3 separate regions of the Mus musculus genome follow, and regions 1 and 3 are each linked to region 2. Evidence: chromatin loops called from intact Hi-C (ENCODE). Cell type or tissue: left cerebral cortex. All regions are shown on one strand. Region 1 has its middle 3.0 kb from the start of D6Ertd527e. Region 2 overlaps Arhgap25 (Rho GTPase activating protein 25). Region 3 overlaps Arhgap25 (Rho GTPase activating protein 25).

Region 1 (2,500 bases), 420 kb after region 2:
GTTCCCAGCCCTCAAGGCCAGGAGACAGAGCTACACCTGAGACCATGGCTCCTAACCTCAGGAAGTAGACCACTGCTACTACTCAGAATCCATCAGAAGGTGAGGATGGAAGAATCTGGCCTTTCTCTCCATCACCATCATTCATGGAGAAGCAGGCACTTGTCACACACACACACACACACACACACACACACACACACACACACCAGAGCTCTAGGGCAGGCAGCCTGCTTACCTCAGAGTCATCAACATTCTTTGTGGGTCCCTAATGGACTGTGGACTGGGAACTGTCCCAGCCTCCCTGACTTCAGCTATTCTCCGGATGCCAAAAGGACTAGAAGCCAGAAAAAAAAAAAAAAAGCGTGGTGAGAACAAAGACTGAGAAAAATACGTGCAAGAGGCTCTCGGTCTTGCCTTCAGCTCTTGATCTCCAAAGCCTTAGGAAGTGTCAGTCAGGTGTCAGATACACGGCAGTCAGAGGACACTGCAGCTGGTGTCCTGGGCTCTCCTCCCAAAGTCAGTCCAAAGAAACCTCTGATCCATAACATGCAAGGGTCGAGCACAAAGAGGAAGGAGGGGGCCTGTGCTGGCTGCTGCGAGGGAGCTCCAACACCTAGGACTTTAGTAGCCAGCTTGCAGCTGCTCCTCTTCCACAGAAAGCCAGATTCTCCTGGGTAATAGTCACCTCCTGCTTCAGTTACAGAGACAGAGAGAAACCCACAGAGCAGGGAGGGAAGGGCCTGGGTCCAGGTACAGTTTCTGCTCAGAGCTGGGTGGAGACAGCAGGACCTATAGACTGCTGGGCCTCTGTGCTCAGAGAACTTGGACTGCTCTGAGCCAGGGGTGGGGCCTTCCAAGGGGAGGGTGACTTGGAAGTCACCAACCGCAAAGAAGGTGTGCCCCCTCCCCCTACCTCTATGGCATTCACGTCTGCCCACAACTTCTACATCGAGGGACGATATGGCTTCACAGTGTCCTGCAGGGAACCCAAGGTGGGCCTTTGCTTCTATGCAAGATGATTTTCTCAGAAAAAGACAAATTCTGGAGTAGGTTTAAATTATGAACAGAAACTGTCTGGAATGTATTTAGTTTTGGAGGGGAAAACAGAAGCTGGGATAATTAGAGGAGGGGGAAGACAGTGGAAAAGGATGATAAAGACAATGTATATGAAATAACACTTTTCATAAGTGTAAGAAAATGTCACAATGTAGGTCTTGCAGGTTCGGGCGCCCCCTTGCGGCCATGTGCTCCCTGCAGCTCTTGGTCCCCAGGGACATCAAGAACCTTAACTGAGCAAGGCTGTGGGAGCCCAGGACCCTCTTAAGGGAACCTACAGTTCTCATACAGGTAAAGGAGGCTACAGGCGAGTTGGGATGTGGGGACAGCGTTGTCTCTCCCTACAGGAAGAAGGTCCGAGGAGAGGAGCAGGGGGCGCAGGCTGTGTTCTTAGCCGGGTCTGCAGCCCCTGATGCTAGCCAGGGTTCCTTCCAGGTGGGTCTTCCTGCCCTGGATTGTCTTGGCGTCCCAGCTCTTTCAAGGGATGCTACCCACTGAGATCAGGGGGCTCTGTCCCCCTCCGTGGTTTCCAGGACTGGTAGGGTGCTGCCCCCTGCTGACCAACTTTCCGTGAAAGAAGCTCCAAGCTGTCCCTTCCTGAAGCCCTCTTCATGGCCATACTCCCTGAGCAGTAAGTACAAGAGGGCCCCAAGAATCCAGAAAATAGCATTTTTCTGGGTCCGCCACACCTGGAGAACTGCGGTTGCTGAAACCTCGGGTACAGTTCAAACAGGAGTGTTGGAGTACTCCCTCCCCACCCCCTACCGGTCTCTGCCCCTTCTCTCTTTTCTAAAGCTCAGGTCTGAGCAACATTGTCGCAGCTCCATTACTGCCCTTTCCTCACACAGTGACAGTGGCTAGACAAGGGGGTAGCAGTGCTTGCTTCCTATAGGCAAGCACCTTCCCTGGAGGCGCCTCAGATCCTCAGGCAAACCGCTTCCGTGTGGTTCTCAGATTGGCCACTTAGACTAACCTACCCGTAAGATTTATAAGGGTCATCTATTTTGACATCTTAAAGCAACAGTCTTTCCAGTTAATGATGAAGTGTTGACTGACCATAAATGAGAAGAGCGATGAGTGACGTCACGGTATTCCGGCCCTGTCTTCCCTAAAGGACTGTGACCACAGGAGTGGCTTCTTTGGATAATGCAATGCCTGTACTTAGAAATGGGCCCTCACAACTTCCCAAGGGCCTAGGGGTCCCAGAAGACAAAGACCTTGGGAGGGCAGTAGGATACTCCCAGCTTCTGGACAAAATGCAAATGTGTTTACTCCAGCTGTTGAAGTTTCTGGCCACTTTCTAAGTTCCCAGGTCAAGGACGCCGAAAAGCACTCCACTCAGAACCTAAATTTCTAAAACTGTGGAATGTGTAGTTTACAGGCAGGGCACTTACCCAGCCTGTGAGGCCCCGATCCCCAGAACTGGCATAAGAGAACTGTCCTT
Region 2 (2,500 bases):
ACATTCTTGGCTGTCTGCTGTGCCTCTCGTGTGGAAAGCACCTCCCACCGTGCTACCCCACCCCCCACCTTTCTGAAGAACATCTTCCTTAGCCTCAAGTGGTTTCCATAAGCTGAGCAGATTAAGTCTCGAGGACTGACAGGTTTTTGATGAGCCCTGCCTGCACTCCTCAGCCTTCTCATCAAATGCACCTAGGCAGATCTTGTTTCTAGATGATTCCAGATCCCTTGCTGCTGGACTCCGGTCTCTGGAGCCAGACATTTCTTCACTTCCTTACCTCACTAATCGCAAGTCACCGTGATGACATGTGTTTACCTGTCATGGCCAGACTGTCTCAGCCTGAGTGCCCTGTGCCCCTTCTGAAACCCACCTTTCATCTTTATTTTGGCTCCAAACTGACTCAGCATCTCAGGTTCTCCCTTCTGTCAGCTGGCCTTGGGGTGGGGGCTGTTCAAGGTATTTCGTGTGTTTATCACATTGAAGTTTTGCACAAGGCCATGGCATTTGGGGGTAGAAATGGACGTGGGGAAAACATCTTTAAGCCAGGACTCACTCTTCCTAGACACCAAAAGTCCTTCCAAATTCTTTTCATAGCCTACTTGAAACTGTTGCTGTAGCTTCTTCCATTTTCTTTATGAAATCTTTCCTTCTGCTCACACATTGGAGGCCACATCTGTCACTGTGTTGCAAGTCTCTTCCCAGAATCATGCAAAACCCTTATGTATCCACCCTACGTCCAGCTCCTAAGTTTGCAATCCACACATTTTGGGTGTTCTTCCAACTCTTCCCCTCCATCCCCATTGCCATGTGGGCTCAGTTACCCAGGAAATTGGTCCAGTATGTATCTGGTAGATGCATATCACTGGGTGTTTATTATGCACTGGATAGTCAGCTCAGGACTCTTGCAGATAAAAAGATCAAGATTCTGACAGTTTGTAGAGTACAGCTGCCGTGAGTGGTTTCTGGTCACGACAGGGATGCTGCATACAGGGACTTGCAGGGGGCCTGACCAGGTCAGCTCAGCCACAATTCCAGCCTGAGTCTGGGAGGGACTCCTGAAGTCCCACCTCACCTGAGGAGCTACTGGTAACTGATGGCTGCTGAGGGAAAGACAGCCTGTTCACTTCATAGGCCCACATGCTTGTAGATGATCAGACACTGAGAAACAGCCTATTGACTGCATAGGTCCACGTGCCGGCAATGATTGGACATCTGTACACGTTCTGGCAGCACTAAGTGGGCTTAGAGGGTTTAAAAAAGACAACATGAATCTGGGAAGACAAAGTGGGGGTGGGGAGAATGGGAGGAGGGTGGTCTGAAATTTCTCAAAGAATACAATTTGTTTAAAATATTTCAAAGTGCCTTTTATCTGAGGAAAGAGTCCTATCACACAAAAAAATTCAGACATAGCATAGACGTGTGACTGTCATTACAGCATTTAAAGAAGCAACATGGAGTTTGTTCTGTAAGGCCCAGTGTTGTTGTGTTATCTATCATTCCAGCCCATCTCTAAGAAACCTTCCACTTCCCGACTGCTTCTCACTTACAGCCAGCAGAGGACGCCCACAGACAATGTTCTGTGGTTCCATTGCTCCAGAGAAACTTCATCTGTTTTCCATATACTTCCCCAGAAAGTCCTGGATTTAACCTATTCTCTGAGCAGCCTAAAGCTTCCACAAGGCTCATCTTTTTATGGCCTGAAATACCCAGAACTGTAATGAATGGAAACTGTAAAGGCCCATTTGTCTTCTTAAGTTAAAAGTAAGGTTCCAGATTAAAATATTTCTTGAATGAAAAGAAAAAGATCTTGATTTGGGAACCCAGTCCTTGCAAAGAGATAGGGTTGGGATGGAATTTGAGAATACAGACCTTAAGGACACATTCACATGGGTTAGATTACAAGATCAGCCTTTTGCTACCCCTGACTCTGGACATTACAGAGCAGTTTCTGAAGGGTGTCACTCACTCTGCTTCTTCACAGAGCCCCTGCTACCCAGCACAGGCCAGCCATCACACACTGCGCCACTTCTGACCTCACCTCCGTGACTCCCCTTGCCTGCTACCCAGCACAGGCCAGCCATCACACACTGCGCCACTTCTGACCTCACCTCCGTGACCCCCCTTGCCTGCTACCCAGCACAGGCCAGCCATCACACACTGCGCCACTTCTGACCTCACCTCCGTGACCCCCCCTTGTCCTGTGTCCTCAGTTTACCTCTTCTTTCCATTTTCTCACTCTCTCCCCTGCCACTCTGAACTCCCTGGAGAAAGTCTAACCATTGGGCTGACTGGTTCTACTTCGGGCTTATGCCCATCACCCTAGGTGGCCACTCGCAGAGCCACTGAGACCCTAACTGAATTCTCTGTGCTACAGTTACCTGTGACCAGTAATGATAAAGTTCAGAGATGTGCATCTCCCAGTGCTGCAGGCGAGGGAGTTCAGAGTGAAGGTTTTAGCACTCCTGGGAACGGGGAAACCTATTACATATACATAGCACTA
Region 3 (2,500 bases), 59 kb after region 2:
TCCTCAGAGCAGGGATGTGTCCGTGTAGTCTTTCTCATTCCCTGATAAGCTGCCCCGGCAATGTCAGCCCCTCGCTTGGACAGAAGGCCTGGTGATCACGTTCACAGAGTCGCTAGACTCTGCAGTCTCCAATGGGTAGACTATTAGAGGGCCCCAACTCACAAAGGTCAAATATTTTCATGTATTTACAGGAACAAATGTTTTTTAAAAGAATCTGTAGACTTTTTATAGCAGCTTGCTTTAAAAAAAAAATGGGGCCAAGTAATAAAATTCAAATATCTAGCTGACCAAGAGAGCTACCTATGACTCCGTTAAAGATGGGGGTTGGGGTAGGGCAATAAATTGTGGTGGTTGTAGTTTTGTTTTAGATGGGTTTTGTATGGCCACGGGCATCTTACTAGAGCTCTGAACTGAGTTACGATTTAAAGTTTTGTTAACCAGTCACCCACAGTCCTTGACAGCTAAGGTGTTGCTCCTTCAACAGTAGCCTGTGACAACAGGACAATAGTCTATGCTGAGCAAGTAATCGAATCAGCTCCACACCCCGACTCTGGGGACAATGCAGTGCACATGTACTTTGGTTGAGGATCTGAGGCAAGAGAGTTTGACCAAGGTGTCAGCACTAGCATACTCTAGGGCAGGGCTGCATGCCTCAGGTCCTATTCCCACTGCAAGAACACACGCCACAACTGAAGCACGGGATGGGCTAGGAAATATCCCAGCCCCCGACTTTCCCATCTTAAGTGGGAAATGATTTTTTTTTTCATTTTGTTTTTTTTTTTCTTTTTCTTTTCAATTTGGTTTTATATACAACCACATGGTTCAAAACAAAACAAAAAACCCAAATCATAGGAAGGGATTGGCTGACAAGTGTAGGGCTACTTAGGAGAGGAGAGGTTCATGCCAGTGTGTGGTTGGCGGTTACAGTTCACAGCGGCAGAGAACCCATGGCAGCGAGGGCTTGAGGTGCTGGGCGCAGTGGCTCCACAGTCAGGGAACAGAGAGGTGAATGCTGTCACCCAGTCCCTATTCTCCTTTCTCTTCAGTCCAGGATTGGTTCTGCCCACAGGTAATGTGGGTCTTCCCACCTCTGTTATTCCAGACATTCCTGGCTGCTGCCCCAAGAGGATCGTTTCTATAGTGATTCTAGATTCTGGCAAATTGAATGTCTCCTTGAAGTTCTTTGCTGGCTTCTTCCTGGTCATTGATCTTTTCCTTTCCAATCAGTATACGCTTGGAACAGCACAGGGAGTTGCCAGCAGGAGACCTTTATTGCCTGTGGAACACTTCGCAAAGCTTGCCAGCTTTTCACTTAGCATATGGTGTTTGTGTGGTTTTGTTCTTAATTTTGGAGGTTGTAGAAAGACGTTTCTTGGAGTTTGCTGAACTTCTCTTATGGGTCTCGGGCTCTGAGTCACAACTGACAAAGCCTCCCAAGTTCATGAAAGGCTCCTAGCTCGAGATTTTTACACCAACCAAGCAAATGGTTTTATCCCATTCTTCCTCTCTAGATCTTGAATGGCTAGAGTCCCTGAACTGTAATATCCTCTTGGCAAGTTATCACACAGAAAATTAACTGAGGTGATGTACTGAGGGTGTCACAGGTGTGTGACCAGGAAACACTTCCTTCCTGGTCTCTAATCCTTAGGAGTGTGGCACACAGAAGAAAAAAAAACTTATATAACGTCCATGACTATTTTTTTCAGGCAAGTAGTCCTGATGCCACCAGTCCCACTGGACCACTGCCCAGTGACCAGCATCAGGAAGACAGCGGAAAAGCCCCCAGGGAAAACCCAGGAGACTGGAAGATGCAATCCCGTAAAAGGACTCAAACGCTTCCCAACCGGAAGTGTTTCCTGACGTCCGCATTCCAAGGCACCACCAGCAGTAAACTGGAAATCTTTAAAAATGAGTTCTGGTCTCCATCTTCAGAGGCTAAGGCAGGAGAAGGGCACAGGCGAACTATGTCCCAAGACTTGCGCCACCTTTCCAATGACCAGCGGACTTCTACCTACGATAATGTCCCCACCTCACCACAGTCCCAAGGGAACCCAGCAGGTGCACTCTCTCCCCCTGCCAGTGACTCCAAGAGAGATGCTCTTGTTAGCACAGACTCTGAAATGGAGGCTGGAAGCAAGAACTCTGGCGAGGATGACCTTGATTCTCTGCAGAGGACAGTCCAGAGCCTACAGAAGGAAATAGAAACCCAGAAGCAGGTCTATGAGGAACAGATTAAAAAGTAAGTCATGTGCAGAGGGCCACGTGCACTTGACTTCTGTGTTTAGTAGGAAGGATACTGTCCCCACCTTCCAAAATGTCACGGTATAAAGGGGACAGAGCATTCTGTAGCAGCCAACCCTAATAAAGGACCAAGGGAGAGAGAGGTGACAGGTGAGTTAGTGAGAATCCTTACACTTCCGATGAGGTCCATGGAAACATAGATATGAAACCCACGTAGCCTCAAGGGTGAATATGTGCAACTGAGTTGGGGAATTTCCTT

The links. Peaks named below come from ENCODE experiments on the same cell type or tissue, not always from the same donor. Only the 100,000 strongest peaks of a DNase experiment are listed, where the experiment ranks them.
Region 1: it touches region 2 in a loop (4-fold over the local background); 7 of 42 quality-filtered maps call a loop at or near these places.
Region 3: it touches region 2 in a loop (3-fold over the local background); 25 of 42 quality-filtered maps call a loop at or near these places.

The regions. Positions count from the first base shown.
Region 1 is chr6:87,100,522-87,103,021 of GRCm38, reverse strand. It overlaps a transcript of D6Ertd527e not described here. Among named protein-coding and RNA genes, the nearest start is that of D6Ertd527e, 3.0 kb to the left of the region's middle. In left cerebral cortex, CTCF peaks have their summits at 1,262 (motif pointing left) and 1,568 (motif pointing left); DNase peaks (open chromatin) are centred at 308, 748, 1,243 and 1,600; H3K4me3 peaks cover 484 bases; H3K27ac peaks cover 415 bases.
Region 2 is chr6:87,521,496-87,523,995 of GRCm38, reverse strand. All of the region lies in intron 1 of Arhgap25 (Rho GTPase activating protein 25), which reads left to right. Among named protein-coding and RNA genes, the nearest start is that of Arhgap25, 11 kb to the left of the region's middle. In left cerebral cortex, a CTCF peak has its summit at 1,559 (motif pointing right); DNase peaks (open chromatin) are centred at 699 and 1,559; H3K27ac peaks cover 1,066 bases.
Region 3 is chr6:87,462,670-87,465,169 of GRCm38, reverse strand. It overlaps Arhgap25 (Rho GTPase activating protein 25), which reads left to right. Exons shown (of 11, transcript NM_001037727.2): 10 at 1,707-2,239. Among named protein-coding and RNA genes, the nearest start is that of Bmp10, 35 kb to the right of the region's middle. In left cerebral cortex, no CTCF peak of the experiment used is centred here; a DNase peak (open chromatin) is centred at 1,308.